Regions from separate parts of the Homo sapiens genome. Here region 2 is linked to region 1. A link is a contact called in ENCODE Hi-C or POLR2A ChIA-PET data. All regions are on one chromosome and are shown on one strand. Each heading gives the region's core, a stretch centred on a gene start or an enhancer-like site at or near the end of the contact. The rest is flanking DNA. Distances are from core to core; before and after follow the strand shown. Region 1 overlaps LOC101927189 (a long non-coding RNA gene). Region 2 has its middle 52 kb from the start of TINAG-AS1.

The links. Hi-C counts contacts between places; a loop is a spot of excess contacts on that map. ChIA-PET counts read pairs that join two places held with the same protein, here RNA polymerase II (POLR2A). Pooled maps may share reads with other maps.
Region 2: a pooled map shows a loop between it and region 1 (3-fold over the local background). The contact joins two enhancer-like sites. A Hi-C loop is called at or near these places in 1 of 168 maps with a recorded cell type or tissue (endothelial cell of umbilical vein), 1 of 37 single-sample maps with no recorded cell type and 3 of 50 pooled maps. POLR2A ChIA-PET finds 5 or more read pairs at or near these places in 1 of 52 experiments (GM12878).

Annotation. Positions count from the first base shown.
Region 1 is chr6:53,983,414-53,986,113 of GRCh38, forward strand. All of the region lies in intron 2 of LOC101927189 (a long non-coding RNA gene), which reads left to right. Among named protein-coding and RNA genes, the nearest start is that of MLIP-IT1, 14 kb to the right of the region's middle. RefSeq lists an enhancer at 214-1,413. Within about 2 kb of position 1,303, at least 2 of the 41 ENCODE cell types and tissues checked have a DNase peak (open chromatin) inside an H3K27ac peak, as active enhancers do; they include endothelial cell of umbilical vein, where a contact is called at or near this core.
Region 2 is chr6:54,418,660-54,421,359 of GRCh38, forward strand. No RefSeq gene overlaps it. Among named protein-coding and RNA genes, the nearest start is that of TINAG-AS1, 52 kb to the left of the region's middle. Within about 2 kb of position 1,397, at least 5 of the 41 ENCODE cell types and tissues checked have a DNase peak (open chromatin) inside an H3K27ac peak, as active enhancers do; they include endothelial cell of umbilical vein, where a contact is called at or near this core.

The DNA.
Region 1 (2,700 bases), core at 53-2,552:
AAGGTGAAGGGAAGGCAGGTATGTCACATGTTGAAAAAGGAAGCAAGAGAGAGGGGAGGGAGGCACCAGACTCTTTAAACAACCAGCTCTCACATGAACTAATAGATCAAGAACTCAGTTTCACAGGGAATTCCTGAGGGCTCCACCCTCGTGACCCAAACACTTCCCACCAGGCCCACCCTCCAACACTGGGGGTCACATTTCAATGAAATTTGGAGGGACTAACATCCAAACTATATCAGTTGTAATTGATTACATTAATGGATTTTCACTATTTTACTGGTTGCACTTAGGATAAAAGTTAAAGGATTTTAATATTAGCCTATGACACATGTTAGCTTGGGACAGAACCGAGCCTTTAGTATCAACCAAACTACCAGGCAACATGTGACTTTTTTTTACATGGCAGAATATACTTCATTGTATTTCCACGTTCTGCAAAGTTTTTTGGGGATAGGGCACTGATATTAATGAAAATTTTTATTTATGTATCATGTAAATATTTAAATTGTTTAAGTGCATTTTGGCATTATGCACTTCATAAATATACACAATGTTATAATTGTTAAAAATATTAGGTAAAAAATAAATATAAATTGTAGTTATGATCATTTCTTTTTGCCTACTCTGGGGGTATGTGCGCTCTATTTGGACTTCTCTATCAAGGTCACAAAATCATGATTAGATCCACCTTTCATATAACTAGGGAAATAAAAACAAACCAATATTACCATTCTGGAAGGAACTTTTCTGAGTCTTTTTGTCCAACTACTTGCTTTTTAGGCACAATTAGGAGGTTGTTTCTAGATAACATTAATAATTGATTCTATGTGGTTTTCAAAGTTCTAAATTTTAAAGAACTCACTCAATCATGCGTCAGAGTATAATTATCCCAAATAACTGGAAAAGCATATAAGTGATGACATGACTGTGATTCATTTCCTCTGTGTGGTCATTGTCTGACTCTGTGGAATCAAATGTTCATTTGAGAGCCAGGGGTGCCTGGGACCTGGGAAAAATGCACCCCTGCCCAGGATCCTCATTCTGTGAGTCACACACACAAAACCAAGGGTTGGTGAGTGACAGCTAAGACCAAGGTTGGAACCTACTCATAGGAGAAGCTTCATTTTGTTCTTCTCCAGCAGCGCCTATATAGCCACTTCTAATCTGCAATTCGAGGGATGGAAGGGTGTATTCAGTTTTTCTTCCCTAGTAATTTGAAACCAACTTGATAACAGCTTGTTCAAATGAAGAATGGATAGAACATCTGTTTAAATCAACTCTGAGAGGCAGAAACGGAACTTTTGTGTGCCTAATATTCCCATTGGCTAACCCTGTCCCTAAGCCTCCGTACCATGGCTTCTGAGAGTTTTTGGCCAAATGCCTAGTGGGAGGGCATGGTCCTGTTGGGAATGGTTTTTCTGCTTGGAGATGGCTTTGGCTTAGCATCTTTCTGTTCTCCAAGGCTGTTTACTCTGCCACCTATCCAGAAAGAATTTTTTTTTATGAGTCCACAATTTTTCAGTCCTGGAAAATTTTACAGTGTTTTCACAGACATTATTTCATTTGATGTTCATAATCCTTCAGGGTAAATAGGGTAGGTTGCTGGTGTCCGCGCATTATGGATAATGAATCAGAGATTCAGAGAGGATAAATCTGACTTCTACTCCAAACAAAAAGCAGAAAAATTATAGCAGAAGAAGCATATATCATTCTAGTTTTCAGCATATCTAGATTAATTCTGATTCATTTTTAATTTCAGCTGAATATGTTGTGCTTTCTCTATTGCTATCCTGGGGTTCATTTAGGGTGGAGCCACCTAGACATCATATACATGCCTTGGCTGCATTTACATCTCACCCCTCCTGCTTCCCCAAGTATAATCACCCCAGTGCTATGAAACCGATTAGAAGAAAATGAAGTGTTCAGTGCTAACTCCAAAATTCCAGGTGCTATGATACTGCTGCATACATCCAAAGGGACTTCTTACTTTAAGAAGCCCCCTTTTAAATGAAACTCTTGACTTCTTAGTGTTGCCTCAGAAATGTGCTCTTCATTGCAGAGAATATTACAGAGAATGTTCTGCTGCTTTGTGGAGGAACCATAGGAACTGTGCACGATCTTTCTTACCACAGAGTCACAAGGAGAAAATTGGCAGCTTAGGAGACCAGCCAGCTAAATGAAATGTCAGCCAACAAACAACTTAAATGCTCTTGGATCATTTTTCCTCTACTTTATCAAGTAGTTTTAGTTTGGGGGAAGTCAACAATCTTCTATGTTGCTTCCTTACTCAAGATTTCTCTGTCTCTGTCTTCTGAGGCATTTGTTTCTTTATGCCTGGATCTGCCACTTCACGTTTTGCCTCTTTTTCCATATCTACCTCTGACTCTATCTTCATCTTTTTCTCTCTCCCTTTATTTTCTTTATTTTTGGTTTCTCTCTTTCATTTTCTCTTATATTGTCTGTCACCTTGATTTCTATAAACACGTAATTATCACTAACAGATTAAAGAGCTTTATAAATGATGGTGAAAATTTGAAACAAATTTCTTAAAGAATCTTTGAATCATTGTGTGTGTGTGTGTGTGTGTGAGAGAGAGAGAGAGAGAGAGAGAGATTTAAGAGAGAGAGAGAAAGAGAAAGGTATTTATTGTTGACCTGTGATTTTCTCAATCCTAATCCTCAAATGAGAGTTGTAGAA
Region 2 (2,700 bases), core at 147-2,646, 440 kb after region 1:
TATCTTTTTAAAAGATACCTCTTTAAAGTATTAGAAGCCAAAAAATAGTGAAGTTATGAAATGATAACTTCAAACCTTGAGCAAAAAACACTTATAATCTAGAAATACTAGAGTTCTATAACAAATGAAACTACAGTTAAAATAGAAGTAGAATAAAGATATTTTCAGACAAATAAAAATGACTTTGTCACCTACATATGCACACTAAAGGAAATGCCAAAGGATGTACCTCAGGAAGAATAAAAATAATCCCAGAAGGAAGGCCTAAAATTGAAAAAGGAATGGTTAACAAAAGCTGGAATCTTTGTGGATAAATGTAAATAATTATTGACTGTATAAATTAGTAATTGTTCCTAATTTCTGGAGTTAAGACTAAAAAAGTTAAATCTAAAATATTAGTTATTAGGATATAATGGAGAATGGATGACAAGAGTTAAAGCATTCTACTGTCCACATATTGCTTGCACTATTGGTAAGACTGTTGACTAACTTTACATTTTGTTAAGTTAAATGTACGTTTAAAATTTTAAGATAACACTAAAATATAGTAATATATTTTATAATTTGAAAACCTGTAAAAGGAAAAGTAACAAGAAATATCAATATAGAAAAAGAAAAATAAGAATAAAAAAGCATAGTAAAAATAGAAAGCACAACATAACACAATGTAACAAAACAAAATATATTTGTTATCCTAATAAATATAAATGGCCTAAACTCTTTAATTAGGAAGACAAATTTGACAGGCTAATCATTTATTGAGCACCTACAATGTGCAAGGGAATATGGAATATAAAGCAAGCCTGGTTGGGATGGATATATAAAATACAATCCCTGCATTCAGCATGAAAATATTCTATTCATAATTAACCATCTTTTTATATGAGTAGGGTCTATACTGACTCTTATGCAGATTAGCTAGAAAAAGTTCTACAGCATTACAATGAGTTATTCCTGCAGGTTAATGGACCATAACAATTCATACAATGTATCCTTTGTAAAATAGAGTAAAGCTAACATCCTGAGGCTTCTTTGAAGCAGAAAGAAAATCTCTATGCAGCAGCCTAAAAGATGAACATGGTTGTTGCTTCAACCATGTCCTATGGAACTATATAGCTGTTTACTGCCTCTTTTTCTCCCCTGTCTTCCATGGCACAAAATGAATATAGATGGGAGATAAAGAGAAACATTTAGAGCAGGAGAATTGAAGCTGGAAGATGTGACCATATTTCACATTTATTGAGGCCTCTATAAAATATAGTGTCTTAAACTTCTTAAAAAAAGTCTTATATCTAAAATAGGAGCTCAATGATTGAAGTATAGCTCTACATGGAATTTTGACTGCAGTTGAAAGCACGGCAAGTATGACAACTTGTTTTGGAAGCTTTTACTTTCGTCTGATGCAACAAATATTTGACTCATGCTGGAATCAGCATTGCACATGTAATAGAGCAATGATCTAATCCAGCATGACAAATCCTATTTTCCTCTGTGGCGGTGATTTGAACAGAAAATGTGGGTCATCCTGGGTAAAAATATAGATAGGTGATTTTTAATAAGACTTCTGCTTTTTATCTTCCTTCTATCATTTTAGAGTGCACAGAGTGTATCTTCCTGTAATAACTTACTCACTAGAGCTTTCAATCATATCCAGTGAATACTTACCAATATAATAAAGTCTGCTTTAAAAAACACATTCTCAACTTTCATTATAACATAGCACAAATGTATCCTATAAATTACTTTTATTTTTTTTAATTTTATTATGCTCACTTATGTACTTTGCCTTTTCTAAACCTTTTCTTTACCAAAACTTTTCTGGTTTAAACCAAATGCTGGCACAAAGTTTAAAATTTAATCAGGTCTGAGTTAAAGTTTACTTCCTAAGGGATGCCTTCCTCAATAACTTTCTTCATAGAGCCCTTTACTCTCAGGTCTACTTCCTGTCTATATTACTATCCATTTTTTATATCCTTCTTAGACCTTATCACAATCTAAATTTTTTTGTTATTTTATTGAATTTTTCTCCCACAAGAATGTCAGTTTTTTTAGATCAAAAACATTTTCTTTCTTGATCATTCTGTACCCTCAGAACCATAAACAATGACTTATATACACTAGGTTTTCTGTAAATATTTATGAAATTAATAAAATTGTTAAATCAATTTTATTTATGGCATATATATGCTATTATTGTTTAACAATTTTTTAATAATTTTTTAGCTAAAGCCTCCTAAGACCCTAAGGTAATATATCTCAATTAGATCAGCTGAACTTATAGAAATATAAATTCCTAGCATTTATAGAACTATAGCTTTTTCATACAGGTGTCAGTATAGCTCTTTGAGTGGTCTAGTTTAATAGTCCTACTTTAGAAGATTTTCCCCAGGATAGACTTTGACGTGAAGTGTTAATGGTCCATCTTATAGGAGCACATCATCTAGCTGGTGGTTGAAATTGAAACATTCTCAGCCTCTGTCCTTTGGGTTCTCAGAATGGATTTTAAAAACTAAATAAACCACTGTTATGCAGGTCTTAAAGTTTAAATAACTTCAAGTGTGAAGTTATTTGAAGATTTTGCCTAAAATATTTTGACTTAGAATCCTACATTAAATAAATTGTTGATTTATCTGGAGGAAGTGAGAGGTGAATTCAGACAAGAAGGCACTAATGCAAGAGGGGAAAGTAGAAAGATTCAGA